Linked DNA regions of Homo sapiens: region 1 is linked to region 2. A link is a loop called in an ENCODE intact Hi-C map of the cell type or tissue named here. Cell type or tissue: natural killer cell. All regions are shown on one strand. Each heading gives the region's core, and the rest is flanking DNA. Links, peaks and the distances in the headings are about the cores only. Region 1 overlaps PLAAT3 (phospholipase A and acyltransferase 3). Region 2 has its middle 5.5 kb from the start of PLAAT4.

Region 1 (6,862 bases), core at 2,229-4,728, 51 kb after region 2:
TATATACCCAAAGGATTATAAAACATGCTGCTATAAAGACACATGCACACGTATGTTTATTGCAGCACTATTCACAATAGCAAAGACTTGGAACCAACCCAAATGTCCAATAATGATAGACTGGATTAAGAAAATGTGGCACATATACACCATGGAATACTATGCAGCCATAAAAAATGATGAATTCATGTCCTTTGTAGGGACATGGATGAAGCTGGAAACCATTATTTTCAGCAAACTATCACAAGGACAAAAACCAAACATCGCATGTTCTCACTCATAGGTGGGAATTGAACAATGAGAACACATGGACACAGGAAGGGGAACATCACACACCAGGGCCTGTTGTGGGGTGGGGGGAGGGGGGAGGGATAGCATTAGGTGATACACCTAATGTTAAATGATGAGTTAATGGGTGCAGCACACCAACATGGCACATGTATACATATGTAACAAACCTGCACGTTGTACACATGTACCCTAAAACTTAAAGTATAATAAAAAAAAAAAAAAAAAAGAAGAAGACAATGGAGCAATGCCTCCAAAACTCTGAAGTGAAACCATTTCCAACCTAGAATTCTATACCCAGACAAAGTATCAAATCAAGTGAGAGGGTAAAATGACAAATAATTCAGACACACAGGGTCTCAAAGAATTTACCTCCCATGCATCCTCTTACAGAAAGCTGCTGAAAATGGTTCCCCAAAAACAGGGGAGTAAATGGAGAAAGTAGAAGACATGAGATAGAGAAAATGGGCCTTCTACTACTAGAGAGACTGGAAGGGAATCTCCCCAGAATGACAGTAAAGGGAGATTCCAGGATAACAACTTAGTACCAGGTGTAAAGAATAACTGGTAGGCAGAATGATAAGCCCCAAAAGGTGTCCATGTCCTAATTTCAGGAATCTATAAATATATCATGCTACATGGCAAGTGAGAATTAAGCTTACAAATGGAGTTAAGGCTGCTAATCAATTTACCTTAAAATACAGAAATTATCGGCCAGGTGTGGTGGCTCACGCCTGTAATCCCAGCACTTTGGGAGGCCGAGGAGGGTGGATCACGAGGTCAGGAGTTCGAGACCAGCCTGGCCAACATGGTGAAACCCCATCTCTACTAAAAATACAAAAATTAGCCAGGCGTGGTGGCACATGCCTCTAATCCCAGCTACTTGGGAGGCTGAGGCAGGAGAATCACTTGAACCCAGGAGGCAAAGTTTGCAGTGAGCTGAGATCACGCCACTGCACTCCAGCCTGGGCAACAGAGCAAGACTGTCTCAAAAAAACAAAAACAAAAAAAAGAGGAAATTATCCTAGATTATTCAGATGGGCCCAATGTAATTACAAAGTTCCTTAAAAGGTAGAAGACAGACAGAAGAGTTAGTGTCACAATGATGCAATATAAGACTCAACCAGCCATTGCTCTAGCTTTGAAAATAGATGGGGACTATAAGCCAAGGAATGCCAGTATGTTGTGGAAAGTCGGGGACCCCAAACGGAGGACCAGCTGAAGCCACAGCAGAAGAACATAAATTGTTAAGATTTCATGGACATTTATCAGTTCCCAAAATTAATACTTTCATAACTTCTTACACCTGTCTTTACTGCAATCTCTGAACACAAATTGTGAAGATGTCATGGACATTTATCACTTCCCCAATTAATACTCTTATAATTTCTTATGCCTGTCTTTAATCTCTTAATCACGTTATCTTCGTAAGCTGAGAATGTACGTCACCTCAGGACCACTATTGTACAAACTGATTGTAAAATATGTGTGTTTGAACAATACGAAATCAGTGCACCCTGAAAAAGAACAGAATAACAGCGATTTTCAGGGAACAAGGAAAGATAACCATAAGGTCTGACTGCCTGCGGGGTCGGGCAGAATAGAGCCATATTTTTCTTCTTGCAGAAAGCCTATAGACAGATGTGTGAGTAGGAGAAATATCGCTGAATTCTTTTCCGAGCAAGGAACAACCCTGGGGAAGGAATGCATTCCTGGGGGTAGGTCTATAGACGGCCGCTCTGGGAGTGTCTGTCTGATGCAGTTGAGATAAGGACTGAAATATGCCCTGTCTCCTGCAGTACCCTCAGGCTTACTAGGATTGGGAAATTCCAGCCTGGTAAATTCTAGTCAGACTGGTTGTCTGCTCTCAAACCCTGTTTCCTGTTAAGATGTTTATCAAGACAATGCGTGCACAGCAGGACACAGACCCTCATCAGTAATTCTAATTTTGCTTTCACCTTGTGATCTTTATAGCCCTTTGAAGCATGTGATCCTTGTGACCTACTCCCTGTTTGTACGCCCTCTCCCCTTTTAAAATCCGTAATAAAAACTTGCTGATTTTGTGGCTGGGGGTTGTCATCACGGTCCTACCAATATGTGATGGCACCCCTGGAGGCCCAGCTGTAAAATTTCTCTCTTTGTACTCTTTCTCTTTATTTCTCAGCCTGGCCAACACTTACGGAAAATAGAAAAGAACCTATGTTGAAATATTAGGGACTGGTTCCCCCAATACCAGTAACCTCTAGAAGTTGGAAAAGGCAAGAAAATTGATTTTCTCCTACAGACACTAGAAAAGAATGTCAATGCTTTGATTTTAGCCCAGTGAAACTCATTTTAGACTTCTGGCCCACAGAACTGTTGATAATAAATTGTGGAGTCTTAAGCCACTAACTTTGTACTAATTTGTTACAGCAGCAATAGGAAAATAATGCACTTATCAATCCAGATTGGAGCATTGTGACTCCAGAGCCTAGCATGTTGAGGACTGCCATAACCACTATCCTCTCCCATTGTACTGTGTTTCTAACCTAAAGCAACTTCTGGAGGATGTGATCTACCTAAATAAGAGAAAGAGCAAAGAAACAGAAAACTAAGAGATCATAGAATCAGAGAATGCAATCCAAGAGAAGGAAAGGAAATCCAAAGGATGACAGCCAAGGGGAGTCCAGGATGACAGCCATGCAATTGGCCAAGGAGCAACCAGCACAGAGGGAAGAAGGGCCATCTCTGGGATAGACGTGTCCAAGCAAAATAAACAAGAACTTGTAGGTTACTTGACATGGTTTCCCTTGTGGAGAACTGTACTGAGAGCTAATTGGATCATGTGGGAAGAATTGACAACAGGTACAAAGAAAACTCGGCAATGAAAGGAAGTAATAATTATCATAAAGAAAAAAGAACTCCCTCCACTTCCCTCCCAAAACAGAAAGGAAACTATCACAATTCACCACGACACTCAGCTGTGAGTTTTCTCATCATGAGTTCTGGCTGCTGAGAAATCAGTTCTGGGCACCTTGTGTTAATTACACTGCTGTGTTTCCTGAGGTTAAACACAACTATGTGTTTCCTGACATTAAACACATTTATGGCCCAGATAAGCCTCAGTAGCATCAAGATACGTATATATTTTTAACCACTGAAGATCCCCAAACTCTTCTCAACATTGGTCACATAGAAGTTTTAACAGATAGCCAGGCACAGTAGCTCATGCTTATAATCCCAGCACTTTGGGAGGCCGAGGCAGGCGGATGATGAGGTCAGGAGTTCGAGACCAGCCTGACCAACATGGTGAAACCTCATCTCTACTAAACATACAAAAATTAGCCAGGCATGGTGGCACGCACCTGTAATCCCAGCTACTCAGAAGGCTGAGGCAGGAGAATCACTTGAACCGGGAGGCGGAGGTTGCAGTGAGCCGAGATCACACCTCTGCACTCCAGCCTGGGTGACAGAGTGAGACACCATCTCAAAAAAAAAAAGTAGTTTTAACAGACAGAATTCATGATGACCAAAGTTTGGATGGAGCTACCAACCTGAGGTTTGACTGCTGCTAAGTCTTTAAATGCTCCTCTAAAAGATAATTAGGCATGGTTTTGTGGCAGCCATGGTTCTGTTGGGTTAACTTGCTAGGGAACCTGCATAAAATCACTTGTATCCAGCATTTTCCTTGCTAAGCTCTGTGTCAGGGTAGGAGAAATAGTCTGCAGATAATGGAGGAGGAACAATATGTCCCTAGTTCTTTATAGAACCTCATGGTGTGAAAACAAAAGCTGATGCAACTGGTTCATACAAAAGATACTTTGTCAAGGAAAACAACAATAACCTCATTGTTTGTGGCCATGCTTTGTACATAGTCAAAGAGTATGATTAAACACAAGACTGTTGGAAGCTAGTTAGTCCTAATAGTGCAAACTTGATGGGAAAAACTCTCTCTCCAAGAGTCAGTGCTACCTTCAGATGCCATTGATCATTTTCATGTTGCAAGACTGAAAGGTCCAATCCAGCTGCTGTGTTGTTATTACAGGATTTCTGATCATGAAAATGGGCTACCTGGTGTGTGTCACAGGTCTTAAATCAGGATATCAGGATATTGTGAAAGAGAAAAGCTGTCTCTCATTAGAAATATTAAGAAGACTGTTTTTTTTTTAAGTGGGCAAACAAATTCTGCCAGACTACAGACATTTAGACATTTATACTACAAAGCTCTTCTGAGTTAAGCCTTGATTTAGGGAAATCTAAATCATTTCTGGAAAAAAGAAAGTGCTAATGTGCTGCCTTCACTTTCAACAATGTTATAGGTGGATTAAAGAAGAAGTGGAGATAGTAGTGTTATTCTGAAAGCAATCCAATTGAGACTGTTAGAGGTTACAATATAAGAATGGTTATGAAATAGTTGTATATTTTCCAACAGTGATCAAGTATACAAAAAATAATAAATCATTTAAAAAGAAATAAAATATTTGCATAAAAATTTGGTTTCATTTACAGTAATTTCAAAATAATACCCCACAATTTATCCAGATTTATGTAATATATGTATTGCCGCCAGACACATCTTCAATTTCTATTTACCTTAATATTTTCTCTCACTCAGACTAGACTTCATTGTGAGTATAGCTTCTGGTTGCTTTTTTTTTTTTTTTAAGTACTGTTCAGTATGAAAGTTTCTTTACAAAACCCTACTAAAATATATGTTTTTTGAAACCTAAATATTTTTAGGTAGGTGGAAAGTAGGAGAATCTTTTTTTTAGAATATTCTTAGGCATGTAAAGCACAAATTACGTTTTAGTTTAAATTCATTGTTTCCCTTCTCAGGAAATTTGATTAATCATAAACTTTTTTTTTTGTTTTTTTTTGTTTTTTTTTTTTTGAGACAGAGTCTTGCTCAGTCGCCCAGGCTGGAGTACAGTGGTGCAATCTCGGCTCACTGCAAGCTCCGCCTCCTGGGTTCACGCCATTCTCCTGCCTCAGCCTCCCAAGTAGCTGCGACTACAGGCCACCACGCCCAGCTAATTTTGTTTTGTATTTATAGTAGAGACGGGGTTTCACCAGGTTAGCCAGGATGGTCTTGATCTCCTGACCTCGTGATCCACCTGCCTTGGCCTCCCAAAGTGCTGGGATTACAGGCGTGAGCCACCGCACCTGGCCATAAATATTCTTTTGAAGGAAAATCTAGTCTGCTTCAAAGAGCTCAGCACAAATATAATGACTGGTCAGATTCTTTAAAACACACAAAAATATCCTCATGAGTTAAATGAAAAGGAGAGTCACTGCACTGACAGTGCTTACAAAGAAAAATACTGGTGGACATTTTCTGATATGTACTAAATCTATCATCTCTAGCAAGATGGGGCATGCATCGAAGTTCTTTTTTTTTTTTTTTGAGATGGAGTTTTGCTCTTGTTGCCCAGCCTGGAGTGCAATGGCGCAATCTTGGCTCACTGCAACCTCCACCTCCCGGGTTCAAGCAATTCTGCCTCAGCCTCCCGAGTAGCCGGGACTACCGGTGCACACCACCACGCCCAGCTAATTTTTGTATTTTTAGTAGAAACGGGGTTTCACCATGTTGGCCAGTATGGTCTCGATCTCTTGACCTCATGATCTGCCCGCCTCGGCCTCTCAAAGTGCTGGGATTACAGGCATGAGCCACTGCGCCCGGCCAGAAGTTCTATGTTAATTTGACTCACAGCATGTGTCAGTGATCATTACTCACCTAAGTCACTAGTTCTCAACTGGAGACAGTTTTTCCCTGTGGGGGGAATTGTCTACAGACGTTTTTGGTTCTTACATCTGGCGGTGGGATGCTACTGGTATCTAGTGTGTAGAGGCCAGGGATGCTGCTAAGCATCCTACAGTGCACAGGACAGGACTTGACAATGAAGAATTATCTGGCCCATAATGTCAATAGTGCTGAGGCTGAGAAACCCCTATCCTAGACCAAGAAATGAAAGAGGAAATCTTTAGAAGCAGTAGAGATGGCACCTCTGTTTTTGTTGTAGAATATTCTGGCTTCATTTTCTGTGATGGGATCAAGTAGAATTGTTCATGCTGTTTCACTGTTGTGTTATCATTGTTTTGCCTCTTTCAAGTGAATGGGTAGATGGGTAGGGCCAAAGTCCCAGGAAGAAAAGTGTGATGTGTTCAATTTGCATTGTTTCATTTTGCAAGTGTTAAATTATTGTTTACAAAAAGAATAATGGTATAAGACATTTCTTAGTTATTTTACTATCTCAAGATTTGGAATTTTATTTAATTACTCCAAATAGCATTTATGGCCAGGCGCAGTGGCTCACATCTATAATTCCAGCACTTTGGGAGACTGAGGCAGGAGGGTTGCTAGAGACCAAGAGTTTAAGACCAGCCCAGACAACAAAGTGAGACCCTGTCTCTACAAAAAATACAAAAATCAGCCAGGCATGGTGATGTGCACCCATAGTCTCAGCTACTTGGGTGTGTGTGTGTGTGTGTGTGCACGTGTATGTGTGTGTTTGAGAAGGAGTCTCGCTCTGTTGCCCAGGCTGGAGTACACTGGCGCAATCTTGGCTCACTGCAACCTCCACCTCCAGGGTTCAAG
Region 2 (6,862 bases), core at 2,649-5,148:
CCTGTAATCTGGATACACAGGATGGAGCACCCAGAGAGGCCATGGAACCTCTGCACCCCTTCCTGCATGTCTTACCCCATGCATCTCTTTGTTTGTATCCTTTAAAATAGCCTTTGTAATAAACTGGTAAGTGAAGGGGTGGGTTGCCCCTCCACACCTGTGGGTGTTTCTCGTAAGGTGGAATGAGAGACTTAGGAAAGAAAAAGAAACAGAGACAAAGTATAGAGAAAGAAATAAGGGGGCCCGGGGAACCAGCGTTCAGCATATGGAGGATCCCGCCAGCCTCTGAGTTCCCTTAGTATTTATTGATCATTCCTGGGTGTTTCTCCGAGAGGGGGATGTGTCAGGGTCACAAGACAATTGTGGGGAGAGGGTCAGCAGACAAACACGTGAACAAACGTCTTTGCATCATAGACAAGGTAAAGGATTAAGTGCTGTGCTTTTAGATATGCATACACATAAACATCTCAATGCTTTACAAAGCAGTACTGCTGCCCGCATGTCCCACCTCCAGCCCTAAGGCGGTTTTTCCCTATCTCAGTAGATAGAACGTACAATCAGGTTTTATACCGAGACATTCCATTGCCCAGGGACGGGCAGGAAACAGATGCCTTCCTCTTGTCTCAACTGCAAGAGGCATGCCTTCCTCTTATACTAATCCTCCTCAGCACAGACCCTTTACGGGTGTCGGGCTGGGGGACGGTCAGGTCTTTCCCTTCCCACGAGGCCATATTTCAGACTATCACATGGGGAGAAACCTTGGACAATACCTGGCTTTCCTAGGCAGAGGTCCCTGCGGCCTTCCGCAGTTTTTGTGTCCCTGGGTACTTGAGATTAGGGAGTGGTGATGACTCTTAAGGAGCGTGCTGCCTTCAAGCATCTGTTTAACAAAGCACATCTTGCACCGCCCTTAATCCATTCAACTCTGAGTTGACACAGCACATGTTTCAGAGAGCACGGGGTTGGGGGTAAGGTTATAGATTAACAGAATCTCAAGGCAGAAGAATTTTTCTTAGTACAGAACAAAATGGAGTCTCCTATGTCTACTTCTTTCTACACAGACACAGTAACAATCTGATCTCTCTTGCTTTTCCCCACAGGTAAGTGTAAGTAAGTGTTTGCCTGAGTTCTGTGAGCTGCCCTAGCAAATTAACCAAACCCAATGAGGAGGTCCTGGGAACCCCAGTTTATACACAGCTAATCAGAAACACAAGTAAAACAACCTGAAGCTGGCAATTCACATCAGAAGTTGGGGAGAATCTTGTGCAACTGAGCCCTCAACCTGTGGGATCTGACATTATCTCCAATTAGTGTCAAAATTGAACAGAATGAGAGGACACACAGCTGATGTCTGCTGCAGAATTGATGAATGAGTAGTTGGTGGGGACAAATCACACATTTCTTGGTGAGCAGAGGTCACAGAAGACGTTTTGTTGATTATTGTTGAATGAGAGAATAGAAAAAGCACGTTGTTTTTTTTCATGCGCGTCCGTGTGAAGAGACCACCAAACAGGTTTTGTGTGAGCAATAAAGCTTTTAATCACCTGGGTGCAGGCGAGCTGAGTCCGAAAAGAGAGTCAGCAAAGGGAGATAGGGGTGGGGCCGTTTTATAAGATTTGGGTAGGTAAAGGAAAATTACAGTCAAAGGGAGTTTGTTCTCTGGCAGGCAGGAGTGGGGGTTGCAAGGTGCTCAGTTGGGGAGGTTTTTGAGCCAGGATGAGGCCAGGAAAACGACTTTCACAAGGTAATGTCATCACTTAAGGTAAGGACCGGCCATTTTCACTTCTTTTGTGGTGGAATGTCATCAGTTAAGGTGGGGCAGGGCATATTCACTTCTTTTGTGATTCTTCAGTTACTTCAGGCCATCTGGGCATATACGTGCAAGTCAGAGGGGATGCAATGCCTTGGCTTGGGCTCAGAGGCCTGACATTTTTTATTCCTACAGTCTCAGAGGAATATAGCTAAAAATGTGTTTACAGAGAAGTTTATAGTATTAGCTTATATTAGAAAAGAAGATATGTCTCAAATCAATGATCTAAGCTTTTACCTCAAGGAAGTAGGGGAGCCAGGTTTTCAGCAATTGGCCAGAAAAGAAAAAAAAAGAAGGGGGAGGAAGCATATGAAAACCAAAACAAGCAAAGAAAGAAAATGTAATAAAGATAGAAGAAGTAATAAATAAAGTAGAAAAAGAAAAAAATCAATCAGTCTAAAGCTGGTTCTTTGAGAAGATCAATAAAATTGATAAACCTCTAGCCCAGGGGGTCAGCAGAGACCCAAGTAATAAATATGTTAGGCCTCGCATGCCAGGAGGCCACACAATCTGCCACTGTAGCACAAAAGCAGCCATAGACAATACAAAAATAAATGAGAATAGCTGTATTCATGGGTCTTGTAAGACAGGCAGTGGGCCCAGTTTGGACTGGTTTGGATCTGTGTCCCATGCCAAATCTGTGTCCCATGTTTGGGCCCCACATTGTAGGGGTGGGTTGCCCCTACACACCTGTGGGTGTTTCTCATAAGGTGGGACGAGAGATTTGGAAAAGAAAAAGACACAGAGACAAAGTATAGAGAAAGAAATAAGGGGGCCCGGGGAACCAGCGTTTAGCATATGGAGGATCCCCCCAGCCTCTGAGTTCCCTTAGTATTTATTCATCATCTGTGGGTGTTTCTCAAAGAGGGGGATGTGTCAGGGTCACAAGACAATTGTGGGGAGAGGGTCAGCAGACAAACACGTGAACAAAGGTCTTTGCATCATAGACAATGTAAAGGATTAAGTGCTGTGCTTTTAGATATGCATACACATAAACATCTCAATGCTTTACAAAGCAGTATTGCTGCCCGCAGGTCCCACCTCCAGCCCTAAGGCGGTTTTTCCCTATCTCAGTAGATGGAGCATACAATCGGGTTTTATACCGAGACATTCCATTGCCCAGGGACGGGCAGGAGACAGATGCCTTCCTCTTGTCTCAACTGCAAGAGGCATTCCTTCCTCTTTTACTAATCCTCCTCAGCACAGACCCTTTACAGGTGTCGGGCTGGGGGACGGTCAGGTCTTTCCCTTCCCACGAGGCCATATTTCAGACTATCACATGGGGAGAAACCTTGGACAATACCTGGCTTTCCTAGGCAGAAGTCCCTGCGGCCTTCCGCAGTTTTTGTGTCCCTGGGTACTTGAGATTAGGGAGTGGTGATGACTCTTAAGGAGCGTGCTGCCTTCAAGCATCTGTTTAACAAAGCACATCTTGCACCGCCCTTAATCCATTCAACTCTGAGTTGACACAGCACATGTTTCAGAGAGCACGGGGTTGGGGGTAAGGTTATAGATTAACAGAATCTCAAGGCAGAAGAATTTTTCTTAGTACATAACAAAATGGAGTCTCCTATGTCTACTTCTTCCTACACAGACACAGTAACAATCTGATCTCTCTTGCTTTTCCCCACACCACATTGGAGCTTAGCCCATGAAAGAATTCAAGGATGAGCCTATGGTGAGAGAAGGCAACTTTTTTGAACCAGTACTGCTCCTTGCAGAGCAGGACTAACCCATAGGCAGCGGGCTGAGTTGGCAACATATGGGCTGTTGGCAGCTGTACTTATACCCACTTTTAATTATATGCTAATTAAGAGACGGGTTATTCAGAACTTTCTGGAAAAGGGTGGAGAGTTTCCAGAACCATCTAAGGTAACTTCCAGGCCATTACCATGGCCTATTGCAATGGTATTTGTAAACTGTCATGGCACTGGTGGGAGTGTCTTATGCTAATGAGCAGTGAGGGCAAATAGAGGTCACTTCCATCACCCTCTGCTAGTTTTGGCTGGCTTCTTCACTGCATACTGTTCTGACCACATCCTGCTCCAATCAACATGATCAACAGGGCTGCAACGAGAAAGCAAGTCCTGCCAGCCTCCTACCTCGCTACTATAGTAGGTTAGTGGAGGGGGAACATTTCCTTGTCCCAAATTCCAGCCAGAGTCTTTCTCAACATCTAAATACTGAATGCTGCCATGGCTTCAAATAAATTTGCAATGAAAAAACATATTTTTAAATGGCTTTCTATTTTGCTGCAGGAAAGGAAAACAAAATCTCGGGACCCAAACTCACTAAGCCAAAGGGAAAATTCAAGCTAGGAATTGGGTCACCCAAACCTGCCTCCCATTTTGTTCCTAAATAGATAGCTACAAAAATAAAAAGCTATATAACTCCCTAACAATTTGCTCACAAGGGAATTCTTTGTGAGCCCCAAGATCTTCACCCTAAAACAGTTCTGCTGAATGACACCCTGATGATGTAAATTGACAGCTTATCATCACAGGTATGGGAGAAAGGACAGAACTATAAGTCATCCCTCCATTCACCTGAGACAAATGCATATTTGACTGCTTATATAAAAATCCAGATTCACTAAGCATGAAATGAATGCATAATTAACTATTCCTCTACCCCCTCCTTTCACATGTAAAATGCAGATTCAGTGAATGCTGATCAAAGACTCAAAGGAATGCAACCACTTGCCTCTTTTATCTACCCTCCCTTTTTTTCCCTTTTCTCTTTCCCCTAATGCCCACACTTTTCCCTTTAAATAATGATGTCCCCAGACGCACTTTGGAAAAAGCACGAATCACAGATGTTTCCTATGGTTTTCTGTTCCTTTTTTCCTGGATGTGTCCTAAACCTTAGCTAAATAAATCTCTAAATTTTTGACTGAAAGCTGTCTCAAATATTTTTTGGGTTACAGCAGCTATTGCATCTAGATATACAATATAAATTAATGTAAAATATCATATGCTTGTAATTTCATACATGCTAGAGATATCATCCCAATCAGGGAAAGCTGCAAGAAGAAAGTGTTGGTGGTAAAGCACAACTTCCTAGATTTTTGCTGTCAGTGGGCTGGTTGGAATTTAAACTCTTTGAGTATTAAAAACAAATCAGTCTTCATAACTGATTATTTCTGCTATTATTGTTACCTATTGGAGCCTCTAGGAAAAAAAGAGGCAATAGAGAAAGAGAGGCAGTCTCCGTTGCTAATGTGCTCTTGTGGGATTAGATGTCTGATCCTTTGGAGCAGACCATCCATCCTGATGTGGGTCAGTTTGGACTCCAAGTCTGACAAAGCAGAACAGGCTTCAGAAAGCCTTGTTTGTCACTTGGAATACAGCCGTCACTCCTGCAGCATCTAAGCTTTGGTGCTGCTGAAGAAAGGCCACTGGCTGTTTTGGAGTCCTGCATTCACAGACCCCAGCTGCCTGGAACTGACTCTAAGCTAAAACCTGACACTATCTACCACAAGCTGTTTCAACCTCAGCACAAGCTGCAATGAACTGGAAGTGTAAGCAGACAGCAAGGGTTTCCAGGGATTATAGGAATTTAATCAACTCAGCAATCAGCCTTTTACAGCCTACCATCCTGTAGCCTGTTTCTTCCTAAACCTTGCATAGAATGCAGTCATGTGGTTGGTTAAAACCAGCTCCTAACAGATCCCAGCAACCTACAGATGAATCTGAGTGAACTTTCCTCATTACCATGCTAAAGTCTCCACCCCGGAGGAGCTACAGCTTCATTACCATAGCATGCAACCTATGTGTTGGCACGATGACTCACTGCATCTGTGCAACTGGGACCCCTCCTCTGCATGTGCCGATGCACCCTCTCCCCTCTCCATCACCCATAAAACCCTCCTGTCACTTTTCGTAGGGAAGACTGCTTTGGAGAATCCTCACAGTGTCCTCCTTACTTGTGCCAAGTAATAAAACTGCTATTGATCCACACCTGTGTTCTCATGAAAAGTTGTTTGTTACTAAACGAATGATCCCCGTTTTTTTTCGAGTAACAGAAGTGGGCATGTATGGTTTCTTCTGATAGCAACCAAATACATGTCATTTGTCCACATCAATCAGTCCTGCAATTCTCCAACACTGACCGCATGTTCAACAATCCGACTCAATTCCGACGCTAACTATCCAGAGTTAGGCTCAGCCTCCACAGGTAAAGTCTCCAGGCTCAGCAACAAATGGAGTTCCCTGGCTACTCACATTTCTACCTGGCTGACTACAAATGGTGGAGACCCCCTAAATCCCCTTTAAATTTGATAATTCCCTAGAACAACTTCCAAAATTTAGAAAACTGCTTTACTTATGATTGTCAGTTTATTATAAAGGATACAACTCAGCAACAGCTACATGGAAGAAACTAAGAAGAAACTAATATGGGGGGCAGTGATTGTGCACAGCTTCCATTGTTAAAGAAAAAATTATCTAATGATACAAGCTTGATATCCACTGCACTGGGATTTTGCAGCAAGAGAGAGAGATGGGGCTCAAACTTGAACACAGCACGGGCAAGTGGGAATTCATAGGCAAGGAGAAGCATACAGGTCAGTGGATGCAAAATTACAAAGAGGAAACCTCAGGGGCAAGAGAGATTCTGGTTAAACCACACTAACAGGATTCTTGCTGAAGACAGGCCGGGGTGATCAGACATCACCTGGAGGACAGTGAGAAGGATGAACCCGGTCAGATATTGAGGGTGGGAAGTTCCTGCTAAACTGACTTGGCAGGGTCCTTTGCTAAAATTAGATTTTACAAGGAAGTACAGATGTGCCTAGGAAGAGGTTTGGGAACCTGACTAAAATGTGGTCACACAGAGAATCTTTGCCACCATGCCCTCTCCAGCCAGGCCAGTCTCCCACCACATCTGTGTTCACCTGCCCCAAAGCTCTCCCAACCCCGTCATGTAGGGGTTTCTACGGAGGCTGCATAATGTAGACATTACTGATTAAATAATGGTGATCAGTCCCCAACCTGAAGTTATCCAGCTCTCCCTCCTCAACCAAGAGCCACCTCATTAGCATAAACTCAGATT

The links. Hi-C counts contacts between places; a loop is a spot of excess contacts. Peaks named below come from ENCODE experiments on the same cell type or tissue, not always from the same donor. Only the 100,000 strongest peaks of a DNase experiment are listed, where the experiment ranks them.
Region 1: it touches region 2 in a loop (7-fold over the local background); 11 of 110 quality-filtered maps call a loop at or near these places.

The regions. Positions count from the first base shown.
Region 1 is chr11:63,579,374-63,586,235 of GRCh38, forward strand. The region is part of intron 4 of PLAAT3 (phospholipase A and acyltransferase 3); the gene reads right to left. The region is part of intron 1 of LOC105369335 (a long non-coding RNA gene); the gene reads left to right. Among named protein-coding and RNA genes, the nearest start is that of PLAAT2, 19 kb to the left of the region's middle. In natural killer cell, for the core only: no CTCF peak of the experiment used is centred there; a DNase peak (open chromatin) is centred at 3,308; H3K27ac peaks cover 2,371 bases.
Region 2 is chr11:63,527,840-63,534,701 of GRCh38, forward strand. No RefSeq gene overlaps it. Among named protein-coding and RNA genes, the nearest start is that of PLAAT4, 5.5 kb to the right of the region's middle. RefSeq lists enhancers at 104-765, 1,428-2,087, 3,638-3,932, 4,074-4,733. In natural killer cell, for the core only: no CTCF peak of the experiment used is centred there; a DNase peak (open chromatin) is centred at 3,812; H3K27ac peaks cover 1,581 bases.